Linked DNA regions of Homo sapiens: all the other regions are linked to region 1. A link is a contact called in ENCODE Hi-C or POLR2A ChIA-PET data. All regions are on one chromosome and are shown on one strand. Each heading gives the region's core, a stretch centred on a gene start or an enhancer-like site at or near the end of the contact. The rest is flanking DNA. Distances are from core to core; before and after follow the strand shown. Region 1 holds the start of NUFIP2 (nuclear FMR1 interacting protein 2). Region 2 holds the start of NSRP1 (nuclear speckle splicing regulatory protein 1). Region 3 holds the start of SSH2 (slingshot protein phosphatase 2). Region 4 holds the start of SUPT6H (SPT6 homolog, histone chaperone and transcription elongation factor).

Region 1 (6,265 bases), core at 1,350-3,849:
CTTTATCCACCCCTTCCAAGACAAGAAATATTTGGAGGAATACCACCTTGAATGGTTCAGCGGTTGCTTCCACATGTAGAGAGAAGTCTGGCAAGAGTATATTAACCTGACCGATGAGATACAATTTTTCAATCTCAACAGTAATATTGCCTTATGCAGCCATAATATGGTAGTATTTTCTCATCTTTTGAACAAGATCTAATGCTAAAAAATCTAGTTATATAGTCCCTAACAGTTTTTAAACTGTTCCAAATCTTTAGGATTAAAACACCTAACTCGTGCGTATGTGTTCACTTCTATTGCATACTATCGGGTCCCTACGAAGTCCCAAAATGGAAAATCTGACATTCTAATTTCAGTCTTCAAGTTACAATCTGCAATAAAAAAGCACTTAGTATTTCTCCAGCTCTCAACAATTCCTTCTATCAAATTTGATACGCTGGGTTTAACATACGCTTTCTTACGCTTCATTTCTCTTCGATTTATAAAGAGCCCTTATTTTTTAAAATCTGCGTGGGTTATAAACTATTAAACTCACTTCTCGTGAAATACTTTCTTACATGACTTTTACCCTCAATTTCTCGTTTATTAAGATTAGTTTGGGGATCAATATCGATTTTAAAATACGAAAAACACCTTTCTTTTTAACACGGAGAGAAGCCTCATCCGAGGCAAGATGGTAGTAGTCTAACCTCATGGATGAGCCACTTGGGTTCACCCTTAAGGACAAGAAAGAGGGGTCAAAAAGCTCGCACTCTTCCCCATCCTAACATTTTTTAAAATCCCTCACCTCAAAGACACTACCCAAGCTCAGAAGGTAAGTGCTGGGTCGGGAGGGGAATGGAACAAGGTTTTTGGATTTTTTTTTTTTTTTTGTAGAAAATGAGCTGCTAGAAGGAAAAGGCCCAAGTGAAAGCCTCAGAGGCGGAGTCGTGAGCGAACCTGGCAGGAGACGAGGTTCCTGTGGCAGAGAAACTCGTGACCGGGGAGCTGGGTTCCCGCTGGGTACCCCACCCGGCCTCAGGCACCGCCTCTACCCGAAATGAATCCCCCCGCCGCCCCCCCAGGCCTCCTGCCTCTAGGAGCGCCGCGGCCGCCGCCCGCGGCCTCCTTCCCTCTCAGCTCCGCTTCGAGGCCGGCTCCCCGCCCCGACTGCCCGCGCCTCCCGCCGCACCCGGGAGCGGGAAACGCGGCCGCTGGCGCGCGGGGCCCTGCGCAGGCCGCTCCCCTCGTGGCCGCTTCCCTCCCCCACCCCAACCGCCCCCGCCCCTCACCCCAGGGACCCGCCCGGGGCCGCGCGCCGCCACCGGGTTACACAACCCCGGCCGGCGACGGGGGGGGGGGCGGCCGCGGTGCGGGGGGCGCCGGCGCCCCCGCAGTGCAGGGGGCGAGGCTGCGGCCGGTGGTGATCCCGGGTCACCCGGCTCCGCCGCCCCGTGTGGCCCTCGACACCCTTCCCCCTCCGCTCCTCAGTGGGCCGGAGTCGGTGACAGGAATCGGCTTCCAACATGGCGGACAGGAAGCGGCCCCGCGAGGAGGAGAGAACATTCCAGCCGCGCCGGCTCTGGGGGGAGCGGGCGCGGGGCGCCGGCCTCGGGAGGAGCCGCGGGACAAGACTGCGGGGTCCGGCGCCCAAAAAGGGCGTTTAGTGGTGGAAATGACCCGTGAGATGAGGGGTCCCAACAGCCCCCCCCACCGAGACGGGGAGCCCCAAGGCCACAGGTGGGCTTGGGGTGGCGGGTGAGGGGCACTTCCTCAACTCACCCTACCTACCCACTCCTCGCCGCCTGCAAAAGGGTCTCGCGACACCATCCGAGTCGGGATTCGCTAGGCCTTCCTGAGTTACACCTCGAGGGATTTTTTGGGGGGGTAGGTTTACCCCATCTCAGGGCCCCCAAATTGAGGTAACTCCAGGGACGCAGGGAGGTGAATGGGAAAAGAATAATGAGGTTGGACTTGCAAGGCCGACCCAGCAGGTCTCCCTTCAGCCGGGGCCGGGGCCAGGAAGGTCACGCTGGCCTGGCTGGGCCTCTCCCATGCTGGAGGGAAGGAGAGGGCGCTGCAAACCCCATTGCTCAGCCCGAGCTCTAGAATGAAAGGGGCATCCCCAGAGCCGGAGGGGACACACACACACACACCCCGACCCCGTCCGCGCTTTTCGGATCCAGCCCCACCCCCATCTCTCCTGTCCTCCACCCCCAACCCCCTTCCCCCACCCGTCCTCCCTCCCAGACCTGTTTTCTTCTTCGGCGTTTCCTGGTGCTGCTGGAGGGTGTGTTTCTGCTCATGTTTCAGCGGCTTTGGCTGGGCCTTGGGGCTGCCCTCGGCTCCATGCTGCAGGTATTGGTGAGGCTGCTGGTGATGATGGTGGTGGTGGTGGTTGTGGCTGTGGTTGTAGAAATAATAATGGTGGTGGTGGTGCGGCTGCTGCTGCTGCTGCTGAGGGTGATGGTGCGGATGGTGGTGGCTGTGATGGTGCTGAGGCTGTGGCTGGCCGGGCTTCTCCTCCATTGAAAGCGGCTGGGACTCCCTGGCTGAGGCTGCGGGCTGCTGCACCGTCAGGATCTGAGACTGCTTCTCAGGGCTCACTCAGTATATCTGAGCGCGTCTCGCCAGCGCACTGGTTAACCGAGCGATTCTGCGAGATTGGCAGCCGCACTCCAACAATCAGGAGCCACGCTGTGCCGCAAGCCCCGCCCCCAGCTCAAATCCTCTTTCCTTCCCCTTCGCCGCTGCCGCCTGGCCAACGCCACTTACCCTGTGCAACCTCACAGGGCCGGGCCTTCAACGTCAGCACTATGGCTCTCTCTTCTGTCGCTTTCTCTCCTTCACCACGCAGTCTGTGAACAGCACTTTCTACACTCCTCGCCGGCAAGCAGGCTCGTGTCGAGGGTAGCAGATTCCACTGGCGATTCCACTGGTGCTGTGAGCCATCTGCTGGCTTTGCACCTCTTAGAATCTGGTGTTTTTTTGTTTTTTGTTTTGTTTTGTTTTTAATCCTTTTCCGGGTAACCAGAAAGGGAAGCTCAATTCCCTTAACCCCGAGACCACTAAAGGGGCAATACAAAAAGAGGAAATAAATACATTTTTAAGCATACAAGAGCTTCACAATCCAGTAGATCATTTTGTATTCTGGATTCATTTTGCTTTGTATTCATATGCTAATCTCTTCCTTTCCACGAAGGGATTATAGGGTTCCACAATGGGGTATCTGTGTAATTTTCTAAAAGGGCACAAAGGGTTTAAATCATTGTTTCTTTGTAGTTGGAGGCAAGGGAGAGCAGGAGGAATGAAAATTTACACTGAAGGTTTTTTTTTTTTTAATTAAACTCTGCAGGTGAGGTCAACTGTGGAACCAAAATAGGTTTTAGAATGAGAAGTTTCAAGAGCAAAGGAAGGGGAGAAAGAGCACTTAAAAGTTATTAAGTGGGTTTGTTTTTTTTTTTTTTGGCACTTATGGAAAAATTGAAATTAAAAGAAATATTCTGTAGCGTTTTGTAGTGTAGATTTAACTTATCCTGCATTACCACATCACAGTATATGATTTTCAAAAGCAAATGTTAGAGCCATGATAGTGGTTACTCAGGAAGGAAGAGGGTTGTGATGGGGAGGGACACAGGTTACTCTGATAATATTTCATTTTGGGGGCTAGGTGGTGATTACATATATTTGCTTAGTAATTATTTGTTAAACTGAATATACAGATAAAATGCACTTTTCCCAATGTATGTTATAGATTGGGGGATTTTTTTAATTGTAAAATATTCATAATATAAAATTTACCATCTTAATATTAAGTGTATGGTTCAGGTGCATTAGGTACATTCGTATTGTTGTAGAACCATGACCATCATCTATCTCCAGAACTTTTTCATCATTCCAAACTGAAACTTCATACCCAATAAAAATAAATGTCCTTTCCCTCCTCCTTCCATCCCTTGATAACCACTGTTCTGTTTTCTGTCTCTACGAACTTGACTATTCTAGGTACCTCATATAAGTGGGATTGTACTGTATTTGTCTTTTTGTGACTAGCTTTTTTGCATAATGTCTTCAGAGTAGCATACATCAGAATTTCCCTCTTTTTTAAGGCTGACTAATATTCCATTATATGTATATACCACATTTTGTTCATTCACTCAGCAACGGACATATGGACTGTTTCCTCAATGTATGTTACGTTTTTGAATTTTTAAAATGTGGCTTGAATTCCTACAACAGGACAACATTAAAGGAACAAGAAGCTTGAAAGCAAAAAGTTTATGCTATGAAATTAATGAATGTCAATGCAAAAGCTTATTTAAAACGTAAAAGCTGGTTTCCAATAACAAATGTCATTGAATCCTGAAAACCATGACCAAATTTTGGCATGTTCTATACAGTAAGGATTTGTGTTGCCTTGTTAAATTTTATTTTATTTTATTTTGAGATGGAGTTTTGTCCTTGTTGCCCAGGCTGGAGTGCAATGGCATGATCTCAGCCCACCGCAACCTCTGCCTCCTGGGTTCAAGCAATTCTCCTGCCTCAGCCTCCTGAGTAGCTGGGATTACAGGCATGCGCCACTGTGCCAGGCTAATTTTGTATTTTTAATAGAGATGGGGTTTCTCCATGTTGGCCAGGCTGGTCTCGAACTCCTGATCTCAGGTGATCTGCCCACCTCAGCCTTCCAAAGTGCTGGGATTCATGAGCCACCAGGCCCAGCCAGCTTTGCTAAATTTTAAAGAAAAACCTCTTTGGGGGTACATTTACCCAATTTTGAGAATGAAAACCCTAATAATAATATCATATCACAATAAGTCTTTACCACTGAATAATATTCTGCCACGTTCCCAATTATTAAAGAAAAAACAGGTCAGGTGTGGTGGCTCACACCTGTAATCCCAACGCTTTGGGAGACCATGGCAGATCAGTTGACCCAGCAGTTCGAGACCAGCCTGGGCAACATACAGAGACTCTCTCTCTACAAAAATTTTTAAAAATTAGCCTGGCATGGTGGTGTGTGCCTGTAGTTGGGAGGCTGAGATGGGAGGATGACTTGAGCCCTCCAGGTGGAGGCTGCAGTGAGCTGTGATTGTGCCACTGTACTCCAGTCTGGGCAACAGAGCGAGATCCTGTCTCAAAAAAAAAAAAAGAAGAAGAAAGAAAGAAAAGTATATATACAATTTAAGATTATGTTGGTATTTTTTGTTGACTTAGACATTCAGTTGGAAGGCTTGAATTTCTGAGTTCCAACTTCCCTGTCTAGGTTTTCTACATTATACCTGCAGGCAAACCAAAAGCACTCATTCTGTATTTCTGATTTATCACACTTTTGCCTACCTTTAGCTTTTCACTTACAGTTGTACTGACTGAGTTTAATAAACTAAATCTTATTCTCAGATGCTCTAGTTACTATGAATGTTGCCTTAGTAGTATGCAGTAGTATGAAGAAAGGCTTATGATATAATGTAAGAAAAAAAGCAGAATATTACATTCTTGTATACATTAGAATCATAATCTTGAACACGAATTTTAAAAATAAGAATGGAAATACAACAGTAAAACACAGACCTTTTTTCTTCTTGATTTTTCTGAAGTTGTTTTATATAAAATATAATTGGGATTTGCCAAGAATGTGAAATATTCCATTATAATAATGCCCTTAGCCGGGCGTGGTGGCACACTCCTGTAAACCCAGCACTTTGGGAGGCCAAGGCAGGCGGATCACGAGGTCAGGAGATCGAGACCGTCCTGGCCAACATGGTGAAACCCCGTCTCTACTAAAAATACAAAAATTAGCTGGGCACGGTGGCACATGCCTGTAATCCCAGCTACTCGGGAGGCTGAGGCAGGAGAATCACTTGAACCAGGGAGTCGTCGGAGGTTGCAGTGAGCCGAGATTGTGCCACTGCACTCCAGCCTGGAGACAGAGCAAGACTCCGTCTCAAAATAATAATAATAGTAATAATGCCCTAATACTAAACTTTTGGTGAGAAGAAAATAACTGGGTCTACTTATTTCAAGCATGTTTTTATAAAACGGAATCTGCATTAACGAAGAAAACACAAGAAGGGAATATAGCATAAGTCTGATGAAATTATAGGTGCTTCTTTTTTTCTTTTCTCTGTTTTCCAAATGTTCTGTAGTAGTTGTTACTTTTCATATACATTTTTTTTTTTTCTTTTTTGAGACGGGCCTCACTGTGTTGCCCAAGCTGGAGTGCAGTGGTGCCATCATGGCTCGCTGCAGCCTTGACCTTCCTAGCTCAGGTGATCCTCCCACCTCA
Region 2 (6,265 bases), core at 2,515-5,014, 820 kb after region 1:
TGCTTCATTAAAATGTCCCAAAGGCAATGGAAGAATACAGAATATAACAATTGAAAAACTCAAATTATGTAGGATATTGAGTTCTCCCCTGGGTAATTATGGGTAACTAATTCCCCATTCAGTCTATTCAAGCAAGAGGCAGGCAGCCCTGGCAGGGGGCTTTATTTTTTACTCTTTATTTTAAGCAAAGTAACACATACTCATAAAAAGTCATTCTGTTATACAAGGTCTGTTGAGACCACAGCATTTCCCAGCCCCACCTTACCTTTATTTTCCTTGCTTCTGAGTCAGCTACTTTCAATTCTTTTTGCTCAGGAGTTGGTAAACAGCCCATTGGCCAAATCTGGCCAGCTGCCTGGTATGGTAAATAAAGTTTTATTGGAATAGCTATGCCCATGTCTGTGGCTGCTTTCACATTACCAGGGCAGAGTTGAGTAGTGGCCACAAAAACCATATGGGTCACATGGACTAAACTATTTGCTATCTGACTGCAGAAAAAGTTTGCCAACCCCTATTTTAGCTGTGGTTTTGACATTTACCTCTATATTGTTAAATTACATGCTTGTGTGGCTACTTTTGTTTTTCCGATTTAGGCAATATCTATTAATCTCCCAGTATACAATACAAAGATTTAGCTCCTTCCTCAGCATATATACACACACGCTTCCCATCCATTCTTCCCAATATTATTACATGGTAATGTAATCAGAATAGATCAATATTCAGTGTTTATATTATCATGATTATGTATGCTATTTACAGCTTAGCCATGTTGTAAATTACAATTATTTTCCATTCCTGTACATCCTTTTGCTTTCCCTAGAGTTAATGTCAAAAGAAAACTGGAGTGCTATAATATCACACAAGTAGATTTCAGAGCAAAGAATATTATAATGATAAAGGTTATTTGATAATGAAAAGTCAATTAAGAAGACATTACAATCTTAAACCTAATAACAGAGCTTCAAAATACATGAAGCTAAAACTGATAGAACTTCAAGTCTATAGACATAAAATATTTACCTAGGACTGGGGGATTTGGAGGAAAATAGGAGTGACTAATAGGTATATGGTTTCTTTGTTGGGTATTAAAAATAATCTAAAATTGGCCAGGTGCAGTGGCTCACACCTGTGATCCCAGCACTTTGGGAGGCTGAGGCGGGTGGATCACCTGAGGTCAGGCGTTTGAGACCACCCTGGCCAACATGGAGAAACCCTGTCTCTACTAAAAATACAAAAATTAGCTGGGTGTTGTGGCGGGCGCCTGTAATCCCAGCTATTTAGGAGGCTGAGGCAGGAGAATCGCTTGAACCCAGGAGGCTTGAACCCAGGAGCTTGCAGTGAGCTGAGATGCACCATAGCTCTCCAGCCTGGGAAACAGAGCAAGGCTCTGTCTCAAAAAACAAAAACAAAACTAAAATTGATTGTGGTGAGGGTAGTACAACTATGACTATACTAAACATACAACTTGACTATACTAAACCCCACTGAATTGCACACTTTAAATGAATGAATTGTATGATATGTGAATTATCGCTCAATAAAACTTTTTAAAAATATTTTTAAAAATATTATACTAGATAGAAATCTGAATCTATACAAAGACATGGAAACACCAGAAATGATAAATATGTGGGTAAACGTATTTTTCCTATTCAAAAAAATCTTTTTAAAAACCAAGTTACTTTTTATAGCAAAAATAATTTATTGTGCATTTATGACATAGTGACAATAGCACAAAACTAGGAGATAAAATGGAAGTATACTTTTCTAAGCTTCTTATACTATACACAAAGTGGTAGATTCTTACTTTAAGGCAGATTGTGATAAGTTTAAGACATATATTAGAAACCCTAAAGCAACAGCTTATATAACAAGCAAAGAAGTATGGTCAATAAACCAACAAAGGAGGCTGAAGCATGAAAATCATAAGCTGAATCACAGTTGGGAAAAATAGAAAACAAATAGCAATCATACTTTTTTTTTTTTTTTTTGAGATGGGGTCTGGCTATGTTGTGCATGCTGGCCTCAACCTCCCAAAGTGTTGGGACTACAGGCCTGAGCCACCCCACCCAGCCTGCAATCATAGTCACTTTAATGAAAATGTTTTAAGCATCCAAATTAAATGGAAGAGACTGTCAGACTGGATAAAAAAGCAAGACCCAACTATTTTCTGTCAACAAGTGATCCAATTTGAATGTAAATACACAAATAGATTAAAATGGGTTGAAAAAGATACACTATGCTAGCATTAATCAAAAGAAAGCTAGTTATATTGATAGCAGACCAAGCAGACAAAGAAGAATAAAGGAATAAAGAGGGCCACTTCTTAATGCTATAGAGGTTAGTAGAGGTTAATGCAAGAGAACGTAACAATCCTAAATGTTTACATACCTAATTTCAAAATACACGACACAAACTGATAGAATTGAAAGGAGAAGCAAATTCGCAATTATAGTTGGAGATTTCAACATCCTTATCTCAGTAATTGATCTCTTTGGCTGCTCTGAGACTAGCTGGGAATGAACCAAGAGTGAATGAGTGCACAGATGTGGGCAGAGTTTTCAAAAAGGTATCATATATGGGCCAGGCACGGTGGCTCACGCCTGTAATCCCAGCACTTTGGGAGGCTGAGGCGGGTGGGTCACATGAGGTCAGGAGTTTGAGACCAGCCTGGCCAACATGGTGAAACCCCGCCTCTACTAAAAAAATACAAAAATTAGCCAGGCATGGTGGCGGACGCCTGTAATCTCAGCTACTCAGGAGGCTGAGGCAGGAGAATCGCCTGAACCTGGGAGGCGGAGGTTGCAGTGAGCCAAGATTATGCCACTGCACTCCAGCCTGGGCGACAAGAGCGAGACTACGTCTCAAAAAAAAAAAAAAAAAAAAAAAAGTATCATATATGATCCTGATTCCTATACCCAATGGCCCGTGAACAGTATTATTAATAATTTTGGTCCTTGGGCCGGGCGCGGTGGCTCATGCCTGTAATCCCAGCAATTTGGGAGGCCGAGTCGGGCGGATCACCCGAGGTCGGGAGTTCGAGACCAGCCTGACCAACATGGAGAAACCCCGTCTCTACTAAAAATACAAACTTAGCCGGGCGTGGTGGCACATGCCTGTAATCCCAGCTACTCGGGAGGCTGAGGCAGGAGAATCGCTTGAACCCGGGAGGCGGAGGTTGAGGTAACCGAGTTCGCGCCTTTGCACTCTAGCCTGGGCAACAAGAGCGAAACTCCGTCTCAAAAAAAAAATTTTTTTTTTAATAATAATTTTGGTCCTATGTAAGGTATTATTAATACACAGATTTTCATTTTTCGCCTAATTATCCTGAACCAGTTAAAGTGAACACTTGGAAGGGGGTAGGGGGAATATCGATAGCCATGGCAGTGGTTTTCAAACTTTATCAGAATTACCCGCTGGTTAAAATTCAGATAACTCGCTTCACTCCAAAGTTTCTGATTCTGCAGGTTTGGGGTAGGGCCCGAGAATTTGTCATTTTAACAGTATCTCCGGTGTTGCTGATGCCGCTGGTCCCAGAACCACACACTGCGAACAACTGGCCTAGAACGTTGTCATTCCTTTCTCCTACAGATTTTGAGGCAGCCGGTGGGCTCCGAAACAAAACAGAGGTCACTGGATCCGATTCCCAGTACCATAGAAGTGACTCAAACCAGCGATTCAACCGACAAGCAGGATCCGGGCCACCCAAAGCCGCGCGAGAGTTTACGTGACGACATCGGCGTCAGCGTCACGGAGGCGTCGGCCACGTTCAGCGGACACGGGAGCAAGATGGCGATTCCGGGCAGGCAGTGAGTGATCCGGGAGTTAGGGTCAGGCTGGGGGATGAGAAACTACGGCGACTGTATCTTTGGCCGAGGAGTTTTAAATGCGCTGGAAGTGAAGGGACTGTGTCGTCAAGGGTAGAGACGGGAAAAAACGAGAAGTCCTGAGGAACATAGATTCCCCTCCCCCGTACATTTTCCCGGATGGAAGCCCGAAGTTTGAGGGAGAAACTTGTGAGGAAATAAAGGAAGTTAGGCTGAGGGGCAGAGAGCGAGACTTTTCTATTTTCCAAAAGCTCGGTCTGAGGCCCCTCAGTCTTGCTTCCTAACCCGCGCTTGAGTTTCTCCCCGCTTGGATGCTCTCAGGGGCAGTGTGAAGAGAGACAGTTCCTGGCTTCCTTAGAGGGCCTTGTTCTCCTTGGCAGAAGCTCAAGTCCTGATTCCCGCCCTTCCTTCTCGTTTTAGGAATATTGTTCTGAGAAGCCACAGAAAAAGGGTAGGCATATAGGAAATTGGGGTATACGTTGCCGCAAAAGAGACAAATACTGTACGTACTTGAAAGTTTTACCTTTGATGTGTAATCCTTACTTTTGATGCGGCCTCCCGTGATCTCCGCATCTTAAAGGCCAAAACGTGAGAAACTAAAGGAGTTGGATCTGATGGGATGGTTCTCTCAGATGCTCCGAGGCAAAGCACATGATCTTAATAAAGTGTAATGCGAACTTGCCCCATGGCTACTTGGGTTTCTCAGTTATCTTTTAAAAATTTTCGTGAGTTACACTATCCAGTCAGTTCTTAGAAACTGTGTAAGTACACAGTAGGAAAAAAAATCTAGCCATTTTCTTGACTGTTTAGACCACAAGGATAGTTGAAAGCATTTTAAAATCTTTAGTGGACATGAACTAAACTTTCCACTACACATGTTTTTTTTTTTTTTTTTTAAATGTTACTGTCACTTCGCCATCTTAAAACATTTCTGAACTTTTCATTTACTTCTCTTCTTTGATAAAAATGGTATTCGAGTTTGGCCCGTGTCCACAAATGATCACTTAGAGTAGTAATTATAGAATCTTACGGCATGTTAGAATTTTGAGATCACTGAGAAGCAAAAACAGTCTGTTACGTGTTCATAAAGCTTATGACATGTTTTGATTTGGTAGCTTCATGTGGAAGAGGTAGTAGATGTATTTGTTAACATTTAAACATAAAGGTTTAATTTCTATTTCAAAAAAAATATATGCAGGTATGGGCTTATTTTGCCAAAGAAAACACAGCAGTTGCACCCTGTTTTGCAAAAACCATCAGTGTTTGGGAATGATTCTGATGATGATGATGAGGTAAGGAAACCTATGTTTTACTCGTGCATGGTTGGAAATGTAAATTTTTTAAAAATTGAACTTGTGACTCTGATACCTTTGCCTTTGTTATTTGTCAGTACAGTGGAGTATAATTTACAGAATTGTCAAAAAGGAAGGTGTAAAGAAAGCAGCTCCACCGATTTTTTAAAGATTTTTTTCCCTCTAAAAGCTGCAAACTTTACCTTTAAACAAATACACGGTCTTTTCAGACTACTGAAATTGTCATAACAAAATTGTTGGTGTAAAGATCCCTAGGTATGAGTTATTAAGATGTCACCAATTTTCTACAAATTTTTATTAGCAAAGCAGTTTTTAATTTGTTAACCATGAGCTAAGATCACTATATAACAGTTCTTAACAACGCTACTTTTTTTTTAAATTCAGTGTCTGCCAAATGTAATTGCTCAGTTATAATCGTGGTAGTGAATAGTTACTCTTGATAGTACTACAGTAACATCTAATATCAACATTTTCTATTTTAGCAGCCAAAACTACTTCTGTGAAACCCACAGTTATATATCAGAAACAATCCCAAATGTGTGCTTTTCTTTTCTCTTTTTTTTTTTTTTTTTGAAACAGTGTCTTGCTCAGTTGCCCAGGCTGGAGTGCAATGCCGCGATCTCGGCTCACTGCAACCTCCGCCTCCTGGGTTCAAGCGATTCTCTTGCCTAATCTTCCTGAGTAGCTGGGATTACAGGCACCTGCCATCATGACCAGCTAATTTTTGTATTTTTGTAGAGACAGGGTCTCACCATGTTGGCCGGGCTAGTCTTGAACTCCTGACCTCAGGTGATCTGCCTGCCTCAGCTTCCCAAAGTGCTGGGATTACAGGCGTAAGCCACCGCACCCAGTAAATATGTGCTTTTCCAATACTCCCATCATGTTTTAATATTTTTTTTTCTTTTTTTTTTTGAGACAGAGTTTCGCTCTTGTTACCTAGGCTAGAGTGGGATGGTGCAGTCTTGGCTCACTGCAACCCCTGCCTCCCAGGTTCAAGTGATTCTCCTGCTTCAATCTCCTGAGTAGCTGGGGTTACAGGTGCCTGCCACCATGCCTGGCTAATTTTTATTTTTTTATTTTTTTGTATTTTTAGTATTTTTAATATTTTTTGTATTTAGTAGA
Region 3 (6,265 bases), core at 1,267-3,766, 640 kb after region 1:
AGTCCAATAGGAAGACAATTTAAAGAGAAAGGAAGCTGGCTTATCAGTTATACTAATGATGCTGATTGTTACACCAGCCTTAGGATTCCTTTGCATTCAGGGCCAAGTATAAACAACTGAAATAACCAGGCTAGTAGATATAGAAATATTAGTGATTTTGCTCAACAACTGAGCTTATTACATGATCAATTTAATTACCTATGTCAAAAGTGACTATTAACATACCTCAAGATTCTAAAGTAACTCAAGTTTTGGCTAATGAAGTCATATCAAGTGTACACGGTCTTACTGTATACTAATCATTCACTTCAAGTAAATTAGTATGATGACAACTTGATATACATATATTATCATAGCATAAGCTATTTTCAACAGTGCCCAAGGAAAATAAATGTTACTATAGTACTGATTTCTAGTTTATTTGCATGACTCTACTAACTTTCAATCGATTTCTTCAAAATCAGGCCTAGTAACCACAAACCAAAGAGTTTACTAGTGGAGTGAATTAAGAAGGTTTGATGGTATGTTAATGACTTTCCAAAAACTAGCATAAAGTACTACACATAAGAATAAATTATATTAAAGATTTATTCCTATGATACTTGTCTTCAGATGACCCTAAAATGTTTTACCAGCTTTGAAGTACAAGTATTCTCAAATCACAAAATCTTAGATTAGAAATAGTCTTAGAAGTCCCCCACTGCAGGAATTCTTTATACCACCTCCCAGGCAAAATGTTCTCCAGCCTTTGCTTGAATATTTCCAGCAATGTGCACTCACTATTTTGCAAGGCAGTGCACTCCACTGTTACAAATTCTTCCTTACAATCACTGGAAATCTGCCTCCCTGAACCAAGAATCCCAGTTCTGCTCTCTGAAACAACACAAGATATATAACCTTTGAAATAAAATCACTTATTAAGATATAGTTGTCAATTTCATCACACAAAATGCAATTAAAGCTCAGAAAAGAAGAAACCACAACCATACACAACAAAACTTTGAAATTCAGGAAATTATACTGAAATGACAAGCCAGCAAATTTCAGGATATCAAAGCTCACACCTCAGTTAACATACAAATATTAAGGGTAACCTGATGATTTTTTTACAGTGGAAAGTGGTACAGTGTTTATTAAATACCTTTTTTTGCAACCTGATACTACCAAATCCACCAACACCGTTTTTAAAATTACAGTTCTGTAGGAAGTTCAAGGTGGTTTTCCCAGTTGCTCGCATTTTCACTCAGTTTATTTCTCTCTAAAACATCTGGATGTTGGTTTTTTAAAGCCCATTTGCCCCACTGGTGCAATATATTGTTTTTAAAAATAAATATTTTCAAAAATGGAGCCTAAGAGAATGGAGTGTAAACGAATGGGGGTGGGGCGAGGAGAGAAGGCAAAGACGGGCCCAGCGGGGAAAGGCTGGTTACTGGGTATTTTCCTTCTGAGAGCATGCTTTATTGGCATAGGCATCTGAGGTAACGAGCCATACAAACACGACCTTAGAACAAGAATGATCACGAGCAATGAGTGTAAGGCATAAATATCTGTAAGACGGAAATAATTTGACACTGATCACTAAGCAGCACCAGATGCTTCGGGACCTCATAAAGGAAAGGTAAGAGGTCCAGGAAACAGAGATCATTGCTACCCTCTGGGGTGGGGGGCAGGCGGGAGAAACCAAGGAATAACTACGGTTGGGCAGTTCAAAGCCTGAACAGTACAGAGCAAAAGAAAGCCAGCAAGTGACTAGGGGAAGGCACACACCCTGGCGAGTACGAAGAAGGGTGTGCAGTGTGCAAATACTGAACAGGTCTATGAAATGGTGTGGGTAAGAGATGTGGGTGTGGGTAAGGGGCAACGCAGGAGGCTCACGGTCCCCTCCCTGCAGCAGAGCAACAGAGGGTAAAAGAAGGGGGAGGGTGAAAAGCAAGAATGACTCATTACCAAAAGGAAGTGCTCAAGCCATAGGGAGGCATGCCACAGGGGATTTCAGGGCGAGGATTGTGAGGAGCTAGGTGCTCAGGGTGATGGGGGCAAAAATCAACGTCTTGTAGTTCCTGCTGCTAGTCTTTAACATGGGGGTGTGGGGGGGTTCGCGGCAGCCGAGTGCCAAGGCCTGGGAAGCGGCGCGGCGCGTGCGCAGTGGCGTTCGGCGGGACCCGCTGAGGCAAAGCGGAGCCGCAGTGACAGAAGCAAGCGGAGCGGCCGCCAGGAAGGACTCACCGAGGCGCAGGGGCTGGAGGTGGTGCTGGGGGTAGGTGACCGCTGGACCGTGACCAAAGCCATCTAGGCGCTGCTGGGTTGTTCCGGGCAGGGCATTCTTGTCCTGAGTGTGGGGGACGGGAGGGTGACGGAGCCGGGATGGGGAAAGGGGTGCGGGGTGGGGGTGAAGGGAACGGGGAGGAGGAGGAGGCCGCGGGAACGGCCGCAGACTCCGCACCCACCACCAGACTGTCGCCGACTGACGCTCCGAACGGGCGGCGGGCGGGCGGTTCCGCAGCTGCGGGGCACAATGAGCGCTCCCAGTGCGCAGGCGCCACCTGTCAGCTACCGCCTCTCCCCTCGGCGCGCGCCGCCGCCTGGTCGTAACCCTTGAGTTGCCGGAAGCTGGCCGAGTGCGTGCGCCTCGGGCCGCCGCACCCTCCTGGGTTTCCTCCTTCGTGCTGGAATCGCGCGGTTTGCCAGCACTGGGTGCTGTGGAGTGGGGTGGGGGAAGGGGCCGAAGGGAGCCAGCCCGGTGAGGGGTCCCAGGGCGGGGGGCCGCTGGAGTCTTCACTCCTGAGAGACAACCATTTTATGAGGTGGGGCGGCGCACAGCTTAACCAACCTTAAAAAAAAGCAGCTGAGATGAAAATCCTGAAGCAAACACGTTTTCTATTGGGAAAGGGCTCCGCGGAGTTTCAAACCCTCTCACTGGGCGCAGACAGAACTGGGCTAGACCAGTTTACTCCCTTCACCCCGGCTCTCGGGGGCTTTTTCTTAACTTTTCCCCCCCTTCCGTCTATGTTTTATGATGAGACTTCTGGAAAGAAAACCATTTTCCGTTTGATACCCTGGAAAGGTTTGTGGTACCCTCATGCTTCCTCTATTGCCTGTCTAAAGACTTATTCATTATTCCTGAGGAGAAGAGAAGCTGAGCGCGCCTGGGAGTCCGAGGAAGCCGGTTGTGAGGGTCCAGCCTGCTATTGACCTCTCACTTGCCTCCTGCTGTGAAGACAGTCTTTTAATTAAACAGGATTTGCTCGTTAAGCTTTCTTCTCCTTCGTCTCTAAATGTCATTCTTTCATAGACCTATGTAAAAATGTAGATTAAAAGATATTTTAAGGGAATGGTTTTCTCAGGGGTAAATTGTCTGCAGAACATAAGCAAAGAATGTAATGGAAAATCAAGATTAAAAAGGAAAAAAATTGCACAATGCAAATATCACTGATTATTTACACAAAGAAAGAGAGTTGACAAGGCTATTTCTCAGCTTGAGTGGATGAGCTGGTAAATACCACCGTACATATCAAAGCTGTAGAAAACACACACACTTGGGAGTTTGCAGTTATTAAAACCCACCCCCTCCTGTTTGTCACTCAAACACTCTTGGATCTCATTGCTTCTTTTAAACTGACAGGGCTGTCATGAGCTCTTTCTGGCTGCTGTACGGTTAAACGCCACAAGAGTCCTCTGTGCTGAGCCTTTGTTCTCTCCCTGGGGCCCTGTGGTTGAAATAATTAGCAGGGAGGTTCCATCAAGAATCAGACACTGAGGGTCCCTGTACTGTACAGTCCTATGTAGAGTGTAGTGCAGAGAAGCCAGCTGGTAGGCTTTTGCCCCCTGGTGGTGATCAGGAGTGCCTGTGAGACAAAATTAAACAAAGATGTATGGTTCACAGATTAAACAATCTGACTGTGTTTTCCCCAGAGCTCCGTAGTAAACAGGAAAAGAGAAGGCAAGTTTCAGAAGTAAGAACTTTGAACCAATGCATGGGAGACCAAAGAGGAAACTAGATACATAGCCAAAAAATACACATAGCTAGAAGCTGAATGAACTCAAATAAATGAAATATATGTGCTTTATGAACCAAAGTATCATTCTAGAAAAAGTAATATTCAAATCTGTAGGTCTTAGTACTTGTATGTTGATTCTCTGACTCAGGGAGGGCAACAATGATGTTCTACTTTTTCATGGTAACATACTCTTCAGAAATTCTTTTGGAAGATGAAAGGCTTAAGTCCATTAACCTTGCAGTGAGAAAGAGCACTACCATAGGAATCAGAAGACCTGGTTTCTAGTTCCAGCTCTAAAACCTTATGCAAATGGCTTGAACTTTTTGAGCTTTAATTCCTTTATCTCTACAATGGAACCCTAACTGACAAGATTCTTGAGATAATGTATGGTAAAGTTCAGAATAAACTGTAAATAAAGCCCTCTATGCAATTAAGATAACTTTTTTTTTTTTTTTTTTTGAGACGGAGTCTCCCTTTGCCACCCAGGCTGGAGTGCAGTGGTGCAATCTCGGCTCACTGCAACCTCCGCCTCCCGGGTTCAAGCAATTCTCCTGCCTCAGCCTCCCGAGTAGCTGGGATTACAGGGGCCCGCCACCACACCCGGCTAGTTTTTATATTTTTAGTAGGGACGGGGTTTCACCGTATTGGCCAGGCTGGTCTCGAACTCCTGTCCTCAAGTGATCTGCCCACCTCGGCCTCCCAAAGTGCTAGGATTACAGATGTGAGCCACTGTGCCCGGCTTTTTTTTTTTTTTTTTTTTTTTGACACGGATTTTTGCTCTTGTTGCCCAGGCTGGAGTGCAATGGCACCATCTCAGCTCACTGCAACCTCCACCTCCCGGGTTCAAGCTATTCTCCTGTCTCAGCCTCCTGAGTAGCTGGGATTACAGGCATGTGCCACCACGCCCGGCTAATTTTATGTCTTTTTAGTAGATATGGGGGTTTCACCATGTTGGTCAGGCTGGTCTCGAACTCCTGACCCCAGATGATCCACCTGCCTTGGCCTCACAAAGTGCTGGGATTACAGGTGTGAGCCCCCGCACCCGGCCATCATTCTTTTTCTTAATAGTAGAAGTAGATTAGTGGTCAAGACATGTTTCATCTGTAGGTAAGTGTGGAACATTTTTGTTCCACATATCTAAGGTGATAAAATCCTGATCAAAATTGAATTATGGGATGACAAAATTCACATTGTTTGTATCAGGAAGTTAATTTATTAATTTTCAGGGGAAATATCTCTTCCTGGTATATACCTTTTAAGGAAACTAAGATTTGGAAATTATTGGTGCATGTTCATTAATTTATTTACTAATAATTGAGAAAATATTTATTGAATGTGTATCATATACTAGACACTGCTTTAAGAACAAGACAAATGTTTATCTACCTCTTAGGGGCTCAAAGCCAATTAGTAGGGGAAAACACATCAACAAATAATTAGAGCGTAGCTTAGTGGTACCATGGCTTCTGTCACCTCGGCTAGGCGCGAAAGGAGGTATGTAGAAATATAGAAGAAGTCTATATACGTACAAAGTTCTATAGAAACAAAGGAGAGAAGGTCTGGGCAAATGTGCTCTTTATGATATTGGCTTTCAGGCTTTGTCTGCAGATCCCAGTACAGTCGCTTTGCGAACGGAGCTGGACCACACTAAGCATTTGATGAAATCTATGCTTTGTGCCCCATTTATACCTAATTTCCCTAGGCTCCACCCTGGTTCCTCCTAGGTCTTCTGGTGAACTGAGAGAGGAGATATCTTCTAATAGAGTGAAGAGCCTAGGATCCTCTTACTATTCTAGCTGAATTTGAGGAGAGAGAGGCCAAGAGCAGGATTCCCAAAAGAGGGAGCCAAAGAGACAAAAGTCCTCCTAGTTCTACTTAGAGCACTTTCACTCTTCCCACCTGCGATGCTGGAGGCCTGGTTGTACCACTGGAGTCCATTTAACCCTTAACTTGTATCAATACTTCTTCCGGGGTGAAATTATAGGGGAGCTTGAAATCTCTGAGGTTAGCTGGTTCTCAAGCTTTGAGAACCTGATGAAAACTATTGACCTTCTCTCCAGAAAAATGTACTTGCATATTTCTCATACCTACTAAAACCTATCAAGGAACCAAGGTGAAGAATCCTGATCTAAATGTTAAAGGGGTGGTTCTCTACCTTTTTTTTCCACATCATGACATCCATAGAAATAGTATTTGTACAGCACACTGGGATAAATTAAAGGGGATTTGGAGGCAGCTAATTACATGGGGCTTGGTGAAAAAAATTG
Region 4 (6,265 bases), core at 1,121-3,620, 630 kb before region 1:
GGGTGGCGGCCGGGCAGAGGCTGTACTCTTAGCACTTTGGGAGGCCAAGGCAGGCGGCTGGGAGGTGGAAGTTGTAGTGAGCCAAGATCACACCACTGCACTCCAGCCTGGGCAACACTGAGCACTGAGTGAGCAAGACTCCATCTGCAATCCCAGCACCTCGGGAGGCTGAGGCAGGCAGATCACTCGAGGTCAGGAGCTGGAGACCAGCCCAGCCAACACGGCGAAACCCCGTCTCCACCAAAAATACGAAAACCAGTCAGGCATGGCGGCGTGTGCCTGCAATCCCAGGCACTCGGCAGGCCGTGGCAGGAGAATCACGGGAGCCCCAGGCAGGGAGGTTGCAGCGAGCCGAGATCACGGCAGTACAGTCCAGCCTCGGCAACAGAGGGAGACCGTGGAAAGAGAGAAGAGACAAGAGAGGGAGACGGAGAGGGCTACCTGTAGTTCTTAAACAATTGTTGAGGGTCAGGACAAAAGCATTTGTATTTTTAACAAGTTTCTCCAGTTATTCAAATTAATCCCAGATAGAGAATCACAGTTCATTCTGGGCAATTTCATCTACAACCCTGACATCTTCAACCACAGTCTGTACAAGATGTTATATTTAATGTTGTATCTCAGGCTCAGCACAGATCCCTTTTCTGAGCTCCGGACTGAACCTGGTTCCCAAATCTGGCTGTCCATCAGAACCACCTGAAGAGCTTTTTAAACCTACAGATTGCTACTGCCAAGCCTCTGTCCACCTCCACTCTAATTCAGTAGATCCAAAGTAGGAAACCAAAACAAAGTAAAAAATAAGCCTGACAACATGGTAGGTGTTCACTGAATGGGTGCTAGAATTATTAAGACATCGCAGTGATGATAACTCATGTCCTTGCCTAGTCTGACTGATCAGATGGGTTTTGGGAATCATGAACCAGACTAGCCCACCTGACAGAACTCTTTCCTCCCTCAGCAAACAGCATCATCAGTCATTCAAGACAAAAATCTACCAGCTATCTTAGATGCCTCTCACATCTCACTAGCTGACCTTCATTCTTTTTTTTTAACTTTATCTTTTTTTTTCAGGCAGATAAGACTTTCTTTTTTTAGTCTGTTTTTATTATATTGTAATTTTCTTGACTGATTATCACCACCGAATCTCCTGTATGTAGTACAATTCTAGCCATGTAGTAGGAACTCATTAAGACCTATGCTGAATGAATCCACAAATAATTTATTACTAAACATTTTAATTTCAAACGCTAAAAAAAAAAAAAAAAAAAAGCAGTTTTCTCTGCAATTCCTGTCACTGCTCCAAGTTTCTTACAAGAAGGAGGTTAAGGTTTGGGTAGAAGGGGGCCAAAGATGGAAACTGAGGAGCAAGTGTAAGATGCAGAAGAGCTGGAAGACAAAGGGTTGTAGTCAACGAGTGAGCTCTTGGAGTTTAAAGTTTCACAGACAGTACTTACTGTAACTTTAAAATTTCAGACACAGCACTTACTGTAATTTTCTTGTCTCTAAAGCAGGCTTTGAACCTGGATAGATTTGGATAGAACCCCGACTTTGTCATTTGCTAACTGCAAGGCTTTGAATAAACGATTTAATTTCTCTGCGTCTGTTTCCTCATCTGTGAAATGAGGATAACAATACTGTCCACCTTACAACAATGTTAATAATCGGAAAAAGGACATAGGTAACGTGCCTGGCCTGTAGCTCACCAAATATTAGGTGGTGTTGCGATTAAGATGCCTTAGAACAATTCAGTTCTCCGACTCTCTAGACCTGAGGAACCTTCCCAGGGAACCCCTAACTTTCCCAGACCACACTGTCAGATATTCTATAGGCCCCGCCCCTCCAGAGCCTCCGAGTCCTCCCTAGCCCACCCGAGCCCGGTCCCCAGCATTACCTGACCCATAGCGCACGTCGTGTGAGTGCAGTCGGACGTTGTGGCGCGTATTGAGTAGCTTCACCACGGAGCCGCAAGTAACGACACCCAGGCTGGACGCTCCCACAGCGCTCCACAAACCCCCCAACAACAGCAGAGGTACTACAGCCATCCTAACTGTATCGCGGAGCCCCAAATCTTCGAAGAAAACTCGGCCCCTCCCCGGAACCGGAAGCTAATGGCGAAACCACGGAGAGAAGGAAGTGAAGAAGCCCGAGTCTGATCTTTATGGTTTATTTGACTAGAGCGGCCTGAGAAACCGGCTGAGCCTGGTTACTTACGATACTCTCGCTCTGTTCCAGGGGCTCAGTGACAGCTGCCTTCCTGAGCCGCTTCGGTTACCTTTCGCACCCACGAGACGAAAGCTTCCGAGAGCGGGAGAGAGAACAAGAAATGGCCCGCCCACTCCCGGTGACAGGGAGCCGGAAATGACGTAGCACGTTGACGCAGCAGCGGCGGCGGTGGCGGCGGAGGGGCCGTGCGGTGGGTCCGTACTATCTTTTCCCAGTCTCGGTTCGACGACTCCATTTTCCTCGGTGGGGGCTTAGCGCACTGGAGGAGCGGCGGGCTTCAGACAGGTAAAGTTCCGACTGGAGAGCGTGTTTCTCGCAGGAGTCAGGTGGGGAACCGGGCTCCTAGGGCCTGGTCACGTAAGGGAAGAGGCAGTGGGGAGCCGTATGCGGGAAGAAGGGGGAGCCTGGCCTTCCCTGCTCTATGGGGGGAAGGGGGAGGAAAGCGCTGTAGTTGCTCAGAGTCCGAAAGCTTTTCCCAGCCCAGTGACACCCGGAACCCGTGAATCGGGTGGCACGTTGAATCAACAGGCTTCCTGGCATCCCGTCCTTCTCTCCGCAGGTTTTTAAAACTGGGCCACGCAAAAGGATTGGGGATGGAAGGGACCTGGGGCTTCTGAGCCAGGATCAGGTGATCGAGTTGTTTGTTCTGGGGATATGAATCCTGTGGAGCTTTCAGCAGCTCGGCCATCAGGCTAGAGGGCGATGCCAAATTCCAGCTCTTTACATATTGCTGAATAATACAAATAGAACTTTTTGTAGATGGTTGCATCCTTCATCCCTTTCTAAAGATCGAAGGTCTTGTAGAAGTCCTAAAGCCCGTCCATTCTCTATAGATTCATTTCCTCAAACGTTTGCCAGAGGCCTATCATGAACATCAAAATTAGTTATTAAGTCAAAACTCCATCTTCTAGTTTCTACCTTTCTCCTCAGGCACTCCTTTGAACCAGCTGGAGAAGTTAATTTTCCTGGGTTGTTGCAAGAACTGATACTTATTTCAGAGGGCTAAGATCTCTGAAAATACTTCCGTGGAAATTCACTGTAATATCAAAAGTAACAAGGGTGTATGAAGCTACATCATTAATGAGCATTAGGGAGTGTAAACAATATTGAATTTGATTAATTTCTTCGGAAAAATGTCTGGTTCCACTGTTTATCTGGAAGTTACCAGTTTGTAAGTCTTCAGTGTTTTGATTACAGAAACATAACTGCTCTTCCATCAGCTGTGAATTTAGAGCCCTTTTTTACGAGTAATGTCCCTTTCACCAGTACAAGTACATTTTTATTCACTTGGCTTGTGTGGCTGCTAGATTGGATTAGCATAGCCTTGCAACTCTAGGAGGTTTTAACTTCATCAGGAGATTAATTACATCAGAAAGTGGTACCGTCTGGAGAGGCTTAGTCAAATTTTACAGTTCTTCCTCTGAAAGCCTACCTAGTGTGGTGGAAACATGATCTTTGTAGGCAAATACGTTTGCCCTGATTCTATATTCTTGACCTTAATAAATGGCACTACCATCAGTCCTGCCTGTAATCCTTGTCTTCCTTCCTGTCCACTATTTCCCAATAAAATCAGTCACCAAATCCTGTCTCTCCCTGAAACTGTTCCCATCAGCATACAAATTATGTTCTGGTATCCTTCACATCCCTCTCCAATTACCATGCCAATTTTTTAAATTTCCATTCATAGATTTCTACCTGTACCAACTCAGCTTTCTCAACTTTCATTCACTCTTCATTTTATACCAATCTGGCTTCTCTTCTGCCCACTCCATTTTTTTTTTTTTTTTTGTGGAGACAGGGTCTTGCTCTGTTGCCCAGGTTGGAGTGCAGTGGCCCCATCATAGCTCACTGCCACCTGGAACTCCTGAGCTCAAGCAGTCCTCCTGAGGCAGCTTCTAGTAATCAAGTGCCACCACATCTACTTTGCCCACTCCATTGAAGTTGCTCTTATCAAGGTCACCAGTGACTTCTATGTTGCCAAATCCAATGGATACTTTGTTCTCATATTCCTCTGTCTCTGCAATATTCAACATAGTTACTCCTGCCTCCAAACTTTCATCTTGGCTTTATTGACATTTCACTCTTGGATTTTCTCCATTTCTCCGGCTGTTCCTTCTGAGTCTCATTTGCTAGCAACTTTTGCTCTCTATCTAATGTCTAAATGCTGGGGCTGGTCGCAGTGGCTCATGCCTATAATCCCAGCACTTTGGGAGGTCGAGGTGGGCAGATCACTTGAGGTCAGGAGTTCACAACCAGCCTGGCCAGCATGGTGAAACCCCATCTCTACTAAAAATACAAAAACTAGCCGGGCGTGGCGACACGCCTGTAATCCCAGCTACTTGGGAGGCTGAGGCAGGAGAATCACTTGAACCAGGGAGGCAGAGGTGCAGTGAGCAGAGATCATGCCACTGCACTCCAGCATGGGCAACAGAACAAAACTCCGTCTCAAAATATATGTATATCTACATATGTTGGAATTCTCACAGGAATCCCGAGCCTTCTACATGCTTCCCTTTAGGTAACCCAGCCCCATGGCTTTAATTACCACCTGAAAGTTGGCAACTCCAAAGTTTAAATCTCTAGTCCAGCCCTCTCCTCTATGTTGCAGAATCACGCGTCAAAAATGCCTGTTTAATTATCTCCATTTGGATATTTCTTAGGCACCCAAAGCTAACATAACCAAAAGAAAGTTTTGGTTTTCTCATCATTGCAAACCTTATCCTCCCGTTTCACTGAGTGGTGCTCCTATCCGCAGGGTTACCAAAGATAGACCTCTGAGAATCATCTTTGTTCTTCTCCTTTACTACTCCTCTTCCCCAGTCTTTCAGTAAGTCTTGTCACTTCCACTTGCAGAATGTTTTTGTAATCTGTCTTCTATTCTCCATCTTCACTTTTACCACCTTATTCCAAGCCACCACCATCTTTTGCCTGGGCTACCACAACAGTATCTTCAGTTTTCCCTGGTTTCCACTCAGATCTTCCTCCAGTTCATTTTCCATGTAACAGAATTGGATCAGGGCAGATCATGTCATTTCCCTACTTAAAACTCTCCAGTGACTTTCCATGGCCTTTACGCCCTGCTTGAGCATACCTCTCCCTCATAGGCTGCTGCCTTCACCATGCTCTAGTGCCATCAGCCTCAGGACATCACCTATTATATACCATGTTCTTGCCCACTTTCTCTACTGGAACCTCTCCTCCTACTTCTACAGGTCATATCCTACCTATTGACATCTCAGCCTAAGTAAACTCACTTTAGATGAGATGAGAATATGCATTTCCTTCTTCGCTTTTAGAGCAAGGTTTATTTTATTTGTTGCCAATATGTCTCCTGCACCAGAATACGGGCATCCTAGGGGCATGGACCTAGTCTTGTACGTGCCTGGCATGTGGTAGGCACTCATTAAATACATATTTATGCCAGGCATGGTGGTTCACGCCTATAATCCCAACACTTTGGGAGGCTGAGGCAGGCGGATCACCTGAGGTCAGGAGCTCGAGCCCAGGCTGGCCAACATGGTGAAACCCCGTCTCTGTTAAAGATACAAAGAAAAAATTAGCTGGACGTGGTGGTGGGTGCCTGTAATCCCAGCTACTTGGGAGGCTGAGGCAGGAGAATTGCTTGAACCTGGGAGGCGGAGGTTGCAGTGAGCTGAGATCGTGCCACTACACTCCAAGCCTGGGCAATGGAGCGAGACTCTGTCTCAAAAAAACGTATATGTATATGTATATGTATTTGTCCTAGCTACCTGGGAGGCTGAGGTGAGATTATGGCTTGAGCCCAGGAGGTGGAGGCTGCAGTGAGATGTAATCACACCACTGCACTCCAGTCTGGGTGACAGAGCAGGACCCCATCTCAGAAAATAATAAGTTTTTGTTGGATTAGCAAGTAGATTAAGTTCAGTTCTACATTTAAAACCCTGCAATGGCTTCCCAGTGCCTAGATCCTTATGACTTCTCCAACCCTTATGAACCATTCTTCCTCTCCTGGGCCTTCTCTGTACCTGCCACAGTACACGTGTTGTGCTAGAAGCACACGTCT

The links. Hi-C counts contacts between places; a loop is a spot of excess contacts on that map. ChIA-PET counts read pairs that join two places held with the same protein, here RNA polymerase II (POLR2A). Pooled maps may share reads with other maps.
Region 2: a map of CD8-positive, alpha-beta T cell shows a loop between it and region 1 (6-fold over the local background). The contact joins the promoter of NSRP1 here to the promoter of NUFIP2 in region 1. A Hi-C loop is called at or near these places in 1 of 168 maps with a recorded cell type or tissue (CD8-positive, alpha-beta T cell) and 9 of 50 pooled maps. POLR2A ChIA-PET finds 5 or more read pairs at or near these places in 2 of 52 experiments (IMR-90 and activated naive CD8-positive, alpha-beta T cell).
Region 3: a map of B cell shows a loop between it and region 1 (16-fold over the local background). The contact joins the promoter of SSH2 here to the promoter of NUFIP2 in region 1. A Hi-C loop is called at or near these places in 2 of 168 maps with a recorded cell type or tissue (B cell and CD8-positive, alpha-beta T cell), 2 of 37 single-sample maps with no recorded cell type and 12 of 50 pooled maps. POLR2A ChIA-PET finds 5 or more read pairs at or near these places in 6 of 52 experiments (CD4-positive, alpha-beta T cell, H1, PC-9 and 2 more).
Region 4: a loop to region 1 is called in a map of CD8-positive, alpha-beta T cell, with 2.8 times the contacts of the local background. The contact joins the promoter of SUPT6H here to the promoter of NUFIP2 in region 1. A Hi-C loop is called at or near these places in 2 of 168 maps with a recorded cell type or tissue (CD8-positive, alpha-beta T cell and naive thymus-derived CD4-positive, alpha-beta T cell), 2 of 37 single-sample maps with no recorded cell type and 8 of 50 pooled maps. POLR2A ChIA-PET finds 5 or more read pairs at or near these places in 1 of 52 experiments (GM12878).

The regions. Positions count from the first base shown.
Region 1 is chr17:29,291,549-29,297,813 of GRCh38, forward strand. NUFIP2 (nuclear FMR1 interacting protein 2) reads right to left here and starts at 2,600. Exons shown (of 4, transcript NM_020772.3): 1 at 2,235-2,600. The coding sequence starts at 2,511. RefSeq lists silencers at 1,269-1,448, 2,079-2,198 and enhancers at 1,905-2,665, 2,359-2,458, 2,769-2,968.
Region 2 is chr17:30,113,052-30,119,316 of GRCh38, forward strand. NSRP1 (nuclear speckle splicing regulatory protein 1) reads left to right here and starts at 3,765. Exons shown (of 7, transcript NM_032141.4): 1 at 3,765-3,812; 2 at 5,029-5,122. The coding sequence starts at 3,793. It overlaps MIR423 (microRNA 423), which reads left to right and starts at 4,028; the gene lies at 4,028-4,121. MIR3184 (microRNA 3184) reads right to left here and starts at 4,109; the gene lies at 4,035-4,109. RefSeq lists enhancers at 3,276-4,475, 3,508-3,627, 3,648-3,747, 3,778-3,877 and silencers at 3,590-4,191, 4,128-4,197.
Region 3 is chr17:29,927,712-29,933,976 of GRCh38, forward strand. It overlaps SSH2 (slingshot protein phosphatase 2), which reads right to left and starts at 2,517. Exons shown (of 16, transcript NM_001282129.2): 1 at 2,227-2,517. The coding sequence starts at 2,289. It also overlaps a transcript of EFCAB5 not described here. RefSeq lists silencers at 1,717-1,766, 2,277-2,556, 2,707-2,796, 3,530-3,699, 5,660-5,954.
Region 4 is chr17:28,659,835-28,666,099 of GRCh38, forward strand. SUPT6H (SPT6 homolog, histone chaperone and transcription elongation factor) reads left to right here and starts at 2,371. Exons shown (of 37, transcript NM_003170.5): 1 at 2,371-2,508. It overlaps SDF2 (stromal cell derived factor 2), which reads right to left and starts at 2,072. Exons shown (of 3, transcript NM_006923.4): 1 at 1,892-2,072. The coding sequence starts at 2,042. RefSeq lists enhancers at 1,759-2,958, 2,320-2,389, 2,487-3,161.